Linked DNA regions of Homo sapiens: all the other regions are linked to region 3. A link is a contact called in ENCODE Hi-C or POLR2A ChIA-PET data. All regions are on one chromosome and are shown on one strand. The core of a region is the stretch at or near the end of the contact, and the rest is flanking DNA. Distances in the headings are between cores, read along the strand shown.

The links. Hi-C counts contacts between places; a loop is a spot of excess contacts on that map. ChIA-PET counts read pairs that join two places held with the same protein, here RNA polymerase II (POLR2A). Pooled maps may share reads with other maps.
Region 1: a loop to region 3 is called in a map of GM12878, with 2.6 times the contacts of the local background. The contact joins two enhancer-like sites. A Hi-C loop is called at or near these places in 1 of 168 maps with a recorded cell type or tissue (GM12878), 2 of 37 single-sample maps with no recorded cell type and 8 of 50 pooled maps. POLR2A ChIA-PET finds 5 or more read pairs at or near these places in 1 of 52 experiments (MCF 10A).
Region 2: a pooled map shows a loop between it and region 3 (8-fold over the local background). The contact joins two enhancer-like sites. A Hi-C loop is called at or near these places in 4 of 37 single-sample maps with no recorded cell type and 8 of 50 pooled maps.

The regions. Positions count from the first base shown.
Region 1 is chr6:106,180,885-106,183,584 of GRCh38, reverse strand. No RefSeq gene overlaps it. Among named protein-coding and RNA genes, the nearest start is that of PRDM1, 96 kb to the right of the region's middle. RefSeq lists a silencer at 951-1,000. Within about 2 kb of position 1,449, at least 3 of the 41 ENCODE cell types and tissues checked have a DNase peak (open chromatin) inside an H3K27ac peak, as active enhancers do.
Region 2 is chr6:106,144,382-106,147,245 of GRCh38, reverse strand. No RefSeq gene overlaps it. Among named protein-coding and RNA genes, the nearest start is that of PRDM1, 59 kb to the right of the region's middle. Within about 2 kb of position 1,490, at least 4 of the 41 ENCODE cell types and tissues checked have a DNase peak (open chromatin) inside an H3K27ac peak, as active enhancers do.
Region 3 is chr6:105,483,488-105,486,187 of GRCh38, reverse strand. No RefSeq gene overlaps it. Among named protein-coding and RNA genes, the nearest start is that of PREP, 82 kb to the right of the region's middle. Within about 2 kb of position 1,392, at least 3 of the 41 ENCODE cell types and tissues checked have a DNase peak (open chromatin) inside an H3K27ac peak, as active enhancers do.

The DNA.
Region 1 (2,700 bases), core at 200-2,699, 700 kb before region 3:
GGTTGAAATACAAATGTAAAACCTTGGGGTATGATAGGAAAATCAAGTGTGACCATATTTAGGAATATTTGAACCTATTCATTGTCGATCAATGGATGGAGTCCATCAAAATACCTACTTGCCTGAGTTCTGTCATCCTCTTGTTTCCTAAATATATTTATCTCCTGGTCTGAAAATATTAAAAATTACAGTGATGGTAGAGAGGAAAGAAGAGAGGCATGCCTCTTTTCAGATCATTTGAGATTAAGCGAAAACTTGGACATTATAAAAATTTATTTACTATGTAGCTTTATTTGACAAAAGCATCTTTCACATTATCAATCATGAATTATAAATTTGATTCTTCATGCTTACGAGCAGATATAGTACTACTGTAAAATCTAGTAGGAACAATATAGTAACCATGGAGTGAAAGACTCAATTTTTAGGTCCTTTAGGTAGCTCTTTAAGTACTTAGGTTTTTAAGTGCAAAATCATTTTTATTAACTATGTTACTGTATTAGAATGATATATAGTGAGATAAAGACAAATTTGAAGATTGAGGGATGTCAGTACGCTTTGACGTATAAGTTGACTCCTATGAAAGTGATTAGTTTGGCTTTCCCTCTGTAGCTTTCTCACCTCCACATCTCAAGGATAAATAAAGTACAACCAGGCGTTTTCCATTTTTTCCCCCAGTTCTCAGTGGAGTATATAGCACACAGTTGGTGTTTAGCAAGTGTGGAAAAAAGGATTACTTAATAACTTTATAATGAGTGTTATATTTTTCTGGTAAGAATACCAGCTATAAAAATAGAACCTTGTCATTTAGAAATCAGTATACAAAGTGCACTTGGTTCGGCCTGGCATTAGTGATGAAGACTTGCTTACTCAAATCGACTACTTTCGGTAGGAACCACTGTGGACCAGATCCTTGCGTCAGTCCACATTCATTTTAGTTGCAGTGTAGACCGCAGCACATATCTTGTGTTTCAACATCACTCTAATTTAAGCAGCCCCTAAAGCTGGAGCTATTCTCACCAAGCATCTGGAGGTATTTGTTAATTCTGACCTTTTCATAAATGAGTGATTTGTGTCTTGCTTTTGCTTAGAACTTTACTTCTGAAAATAAGAGCTATTTAATTCAACATTTCCCAAACTTCCTTGACCATAGAATTTTTTTTTCTTTCCTAGTATCACAGCTTCCTATTGAACTCTAGCATGGGAAATACTACATTAAATCATTAGCTCATAATGACCTAGAGTTTATAGCATAAATCTTACTTTTCCCTTTCTGACAACTCTTTAGCTATTTGAAAGAAGCTCTCAAGCGTCTGACTCATCTCCAAACAAAATAGCTCTAGTCTGTTCATTCCTTCCTCCAAATATCTCCCATTTTGTCAGTGTCATTCTTGAAATTCATCTGCCAAGTATATACTGTGTACTGAGTAATACATGCCAAGTCATGTGCTGTCCTCAGGGGATGGAGTAGTTTAGGTTTTCATAATGCCAATATTGGATGCATAGTCTGGCTGCTCCGTAGTGCCATAATCTGACAGATCACATCCAGGGTGAGATTTAGTGAAAGGGCTGGGAATTAACCATAAGTTCTGTTTATGAAACATCCATCCAAATATAAAAACTCAGGCAAATTGTCAATGGATTGGAGAAAACCTCAATTCATAGGTATGAGTAAGTAGGAATTCAAGGGGAATATTTGCTCTCAGGGAGTTGCCATAAAACTAGCCAAGAGAGCCATGGAGCTGAAATATGGTATTCTGTTATCAGTCACCAAGATCCCCAGATAGAATGCGGCTGAGGTCAAGCAGAGAGGGACTGGCCTCACAAATGGGTGGTTTTCTGTGGTACTGGCACATACAGCAGGTATTTCTGATCTCTAGCTGTACTTGTTTGGGACTTGATGACTTTGTCTTTTTGTGTTGCCTAGTGCATATTTTCCAAGTAAGGTACGCTGTAGAAAGCTCACATCTGTAAGGTGGGTTTTGATACTCTTGTTACTCAAAACTGTTAGTTTTTAGCTTTCTTTTACAAAGACAGTCACTCATTGACCTAGAAACTGTCTGACCCCAACGATTTTGTAAAAGCCAAGAGAAATTTGTTATCTCCTGACTACCAGTCTTTTTTCTGCATATGCCATCTCAACCATGTCTTCCTGAAGAGTTTGGTCATGCTCACTACCTGTATTTCCATGGCTCCTTTTGTCATTGTTTTGAAATTCATTATAATGTAATATGAAATGTCAACTTACCCTGATGTTTCTTGTACTGTATCGATGCTGATATTCAGTGAAGTATGACAGAGCAAGTTATTGATGACATCTGAAGGTATCACCAGGTCTTGGAGCCAACTTTAAAAAGTGAGGGAGCAATTAAGTAAAAACTAAGTAATTTTTGTTTCTTATTTATTTTTTTTTTGAGACTGAGTGTCACACTGTCGCCCAGGCTGGAGTGCAGTTGCGCAATCTTGACTCACTGCAATCTCTACCTCCCTGGTTCAAGCGATTCTCCTGCCTCAGCCTCCCTAGTAGCTGGGATTACAGGCACCCCCTACATCCAGCTAATTATTTTATTTTATTTTTAGTAGAGGCAAGTTTTCACCATGTTGGCCAGGCTGGTCTCGAACTCCTGACCTTGTAATCTGCCTGCCTCAGCCTCCCAAAGTGCTGGGATTACAGGCATGAGCCACGGCACCCGGCCAAAA
Region 2 (2,864 bases), core at 241-2,740, 660 kb before region 3:
CAGCAGAGGGTGCATGCCTCACCCGGAGAAGGCAACTGGCTCCAAAGCCTTGGCTCTGGGGATGTGGGGCAGCCCAGGTACCTATGGCTTTGTTAGAACCTCATGCTAACAGAGCAAGAGTTCTGAAGCTGCTGCCACACTCCTGTCCCTCACCTCTTTGTGTACCTGCCATTTAATTTACCCAAGAAGCCTGGAGATCAATAAGAGGAACTCACCCTGTCATTAGACAGGGCCCTAAATTGCAAGTTGCAGCTGGAGAAGCTTCAGAGGCATTGTGATCACTCATGAAGAAAGATGACTAATCGCTTTCTTCTGGTCACTTATTTGGCTTATGACTTTGGTTTCTCTACTCTCTAAGTACAATAGCTATCAGATTTCCATGTAACTAGGTAGTGACAATCAGTATGTCCAGTTTCATTTAATACACTTGTTTGTGGGCTCTGCTACCTCACCTAGGCCAAATTGCTTAGTTGTATTGTATCCTGCCATTTTAAAGCTTGGGAGACAGGCGAAGGAGGGAAAGCTCACCTCAGTTGACCAATCGCCATCTCCATCAGCATCAGCATCAGCATCAACATCACTAGTGAGTGTCCAGGAGACATCGTGTGTTTAACCCTTTGCAGTGAATTTAATCTCTATGTATCCAGTGCAAGTTAGACAAACAGTTCCAACAGGTTTGGATCTCAGCCGTGTGCAGAACCCTATAGTTTAGAAAAACAGCACCAAAAATACACCAGCATTCCAAAGAGCAGGGGAATTTATCTTCTACCATGGTTTGAAGCCAGCTGTTCAGGGCACAGTTGCAACCAATGTCCTATATTACTTTTCTAGGCAGGGACCAGAGCAGTCAGTTTTTACGGGAATGCTAAGCCCCCTGTAAGGCAGCATCCTTACCCACTCAGAATGGAAGCCAGCTCTCCAAAGGTTGACCAGGTCCCTGCCTGTGTGCCTGACATCCTTTCTCAAGGAACATGCACACCCATGTCTATTGGCACGGACTTGTAACTATCTCCTTCCGAATTTGGTCCTTGATGTTAATACTGACTCCCCTCCCCACACACCCCAGCCTTCACTTTCCCCCAGCTCTGCAATCCCCGGGCAGACAGGCAGGTCCCACCGGGCTCTTTTGTCTGCTCAGCACAGCAGGCAGACGTCGGGGTGGTGGTGCATGCTAGTTAACTAATTAATGATTGTAAAGCACTTTGAAAACATAAAGAACCAGATAAATGCCAAGTATTATTGTTATTAATGATGAGGAGGCTGTTTAGTCATCCTCAGCCCTGAACTCGGCTCACTGCTCCCACTGTGGCTGCAGGCTGATTTGAGAACCAGGATGAGAACTCCCCTCCTCCCTGCAGGCGCTGTTTCACACTGAGTCAGTGACCAAGGTGAAGGGCCAGGAAACCTTCTCTCCTCATCTCCCACCTGCTGTCAAAGCACTGCCTACTTTGTGGCTGTAAGGCTAACATTTACCGAAAGCCAGGGTTTGAAACTGCCTCTCTATTTCCCATTCACCTGTTTAGTAAGTTCACTGATGTTTACTTGAGTGCTCGCTGATGGTGATAAGACTGCCATCTCTGTCTGAGGACAGCATGCAACCTGAAATGAAGCCCCACTTTTCATTTAGTAAAATTCCATGAGGATGGATTCACTTCTGCAAGGATCTCTTTTACATGTTTTGGGGGCTTGATATTTTCTTATAGATGCCTCTATGTATATTTGTTCCTTTGATATAGCAACTCTGTCAGCTGGGGAAGGCAGATGTTATTTTCCCCATTTTGCAGATGGGAAACCTGAGGGTCAGGGACATGATGAGCCTTGTATAAGGCCCCAGGGGCTCTAGAATCTAGTGGCAAGGCCAGAGTTCACTCCAGCTCGCCCGAGCCCCGGGCTGAACAGTGCCCTCTGACATATGAGGTGACTGCAACAGACTCCAGACACCTGGCAGGATGTGCAAAGATACGTTAAACAGCTTCTTAATATGTTCTAGCAAAGCAGACACTTTCAGAAACCCCATGGTCTCTGCATGGACATCTGACCTGAAGCTCCTTTAGCCACTGGCTAGCATTGAGGAGTTCTCCATGTCTTGTTTCAGGCTTGTTATCCTGGAATCTGACACTCTCTCAAATGCTTGGGCCGATAAGACCCTAGAATCCGTCTGTGTAATATCCCCCCTCCACAGATGATGAAACTGTGGGCCAGAAAAGTCCAATTACTGGTCATTGATGCCAGAGCCAGTAAAGGGGTGAGGCTTGCTGCATGCTTCTCCCACCCTCCTGCAGGGCTTCTGGCTCAACAGCCAGCCACCATTCAGCCTCTGGATCTCTACTGCTAGATGGGAAGGTTCCAGGGGGTTTCACGTCTTTTGTGCTTTTCTGTATTTTCCAAATTTTCTTCATTGAATGTTTTCCAAATTTTCTTCTGAAATAAATTATAGAAGGAATCAGAAAACGGGTCCGGGTGCAGTGGCTCACGCCTGTAATCCTAGCACTTTGGGAGGCCGAGGCAGGGAGATCACCTGAGGTCAGGAGCTTGAGACCAGCCTGGCCACCATGGCAAAACCTCATCTCTACTAAAAATACGAAAATTTTCTGGGCGTGGTGGCAAACACCTGTAATCTCAGCTACTCGGGAGGCTGAGGCAGGAGAATCACTTGAACCCAGGAGGCAGAGGTTGCAGTGAGCTGAGATCACGCCACTGCACTCCAGCCTGGGCAACAGACCCTGTCTCAAAAAAAAAAAGAAGTAATCAGAAAATAAATCATTATTATATATATATATATATATATATATACACACACACACACACACAGAGAGCTATCTACCAATCTGCCTATCTGAGGCTCACATGTACATATAACATGT
Region 3 (2,700 bases), core at 143-2,642:
AACATTCAAGATAGAAGATTTAATGTTCTCTCTGGATTGTTCAGAGATTTATGACACCTATAGAAATGTTCATAAAATTTGAGGCTATGCAAGCCTTTTGGCATCTGTCTCATTGTTATCGGAACCATAAAAGTCATCACCATCTTGTCCACAGCCAGTCTTTTCTTCCTAGATAATCCGGGGAAAAATAAAGTTGCCTCTGAGTCTCTGAGTATCTGCTTGAAGCAGGCTCTGTTGTCAGGTGTGTGTGTGTATGTGTGTGTGTGTGTGTTGAAGGAATAGTGGTGTCATATCAGGGAAGGGAGAGAGAGAATAGCAGATCAACCTGTATGTGTTTGAGGACTTAAAGGGGAATTTTGAGAAATTGTTTCTAGAGCAACTCATTTTATCTGTCAAAAGGATGCTGCAGTATGTACGTCGCTCACTTCAGCCTGGTTCTCTGGCCCAGCCTACCCAGGAGTGGTAGTCTCCGGAGTGTACACAGAGAAGGGAAGCAGGTGCTTCAACTCCCCCAGCATCTGGTTTAGATGACCACAATGCTGAGAACACCTGCAGCCTGCATTTCAGCCAAGTCTGGCCTCCCATTGTATTCGATTGGACTTTCTGCCTTGAGCAAGAAAAAGGAATTGTTTATCAGATTTGCCAAAGGATCTCCGGGGAGGTGGAGAAAGACAGGATAAACAAACCTACAACAAGCAAGGGTAAGCAAAGCACTGGGAGACTTGGATTATTTGTGACTGTCCGAGGTAATCTTTCAACCTGACACAAAGTAAGTAAAAGCTGAGAGAGAGAAGCAAATGTTAGCATGGACCAAGTCAGTTTCCCAGCGGTTCATGAGGGAACCGATATTAGATCATCTTGTCCAAACTCTGGTCCTAGGCTGACACAGAAATCAAATTCTCAAGACTGGAAAGACTTTCAATCAAACAACAAGGGTTTAAAAGATGACTGTCCTAGAAAAATCTTACAAAGAAGATGGTCTTACCACTTGCGTAGCAAATGTTCCATTGCGCACTTTATAATTTCATATTTTGTAATAACTACGCAATGGGTAAGCTGGTTACCTGCAAATCATATCAAAAGCGATAATCTTGGTTTTACTTCTCTAACCAATGTAAGCAAAGCAAGCACGTCTGATATAGCGATATAATACAACTTCATGGTTGGTATATAGGAACAAAAATTAAATTAACGCGCTTATTTCCAGGGCCTCAGAAAATAGTTTAGCGGTATCATATATTGTGTTTTCTTAGTAAATAATTCTGCAGGAACCCCTTCTTTTTCTTTCCTTTGTATAGAGCCCCAACTAGTGGAATATTGGAAAACTGCACTTAAAGAGAAAACATTTAAATAGGAGATGACCACAGGTCTCTCTTCCTCAGGTTAAGAGCCAGTAAGATCGTACAGACACTGCTCATTTTGGGGTGTGGAGATATGGACAAGGCGCTGAATTAAAAGGGGAGGGGTGTGTGAAACTGGCTTATACTTAGCTCCTCACAGGCATAAAGGGCAAACTCGTACTGATGAAAACAAGTGCAATCTCTGGCATTTGAAATGAGTCAATGGGCTATATCTATCACTAGTTTGAGAAAGGAAAATATTTATTGAGTTCAGAACTTATCTTCTTGAAGATATCTTTTCCAAAGAAAGAGGAAGATATCCTGTGACACAAGATTGTATATGTTGGAGGAAAGAGACCTGGTTTCACAAATTAGATGAGAAGGCAGTTGGCAACATTGTCCCACTGGTGCAGAACAGAACAGAACAGGTAACACTGTGCCTGTGCTGGGGTCGGTGAGAAGGAAGGGAGAAAGCAGGTGGAGGCAGCAAAGTGAAGGGAAGGACTCCCACACAAACAACTAAGAGTCAAATATAGACACCTGGAGAAGTGATTTATGACACAGATTTTCCTGAAGGAATGAAATCTTAGGGGTTCTCGGGCTTTTAACTTTGTTCCTTTCTTTGTTTGTTACCTCTCCATTTCAAGGAATCTCATGCTTGTAGATTTTTTTAGGAGTCTTGGCTCCCTTGCCAAAAAGCACCAATAAAATGCAGGCAGCCTGGAAAGGTTATAAAAATGCAAGATGAATTCATCAATCAGACAAGGTCTTGTCTGTACGTGCAACAGGGGGTTCACAGACAGGCTTCAGGGACTTGGTGGAGCTCCCTAACAAGATGTGTAACTTCTGTGTGTGTGCATTCTTCTGGATTTTATAGCTTTTATCAGATTCTCAAAGGGGCCTGTAACCCAAAAGAAGAATAAGGAATATAACTGTATAGAAATCTGCACACAGACCAAAAAAAAAGCAAAACTCACACTCACATTTTAATGGATGCCCCTCAGAATGATCCCAGACTCCATGAAATTCTGCTCTTAGAGAAGCCAAACAGAGATATCAGATTATTTCAGTACATCATGAGTCAGACTGTAGCCTTCTCTTTTATCATGCAATGACTCTTTGAACAGAGAGCTGCAAGACGTTTTTTGTTGCATTTTGCACTGCTGTGATGGCATAGGGCACCCTTCTCAAACCTCAACGTGCTGTCCTTGAGCAGGTTCCAAGCTGATTAACCTCCATTAACCAGCTTTCTTCACCGTGCATTAAACAAACAAGATGAATTACGCTCAAAGATCCAAAAGCAGCAGCAATCATTTTTGTTAGTTTTTCTTAATAGATTAAGCAGTGGAAAATAGAAAAA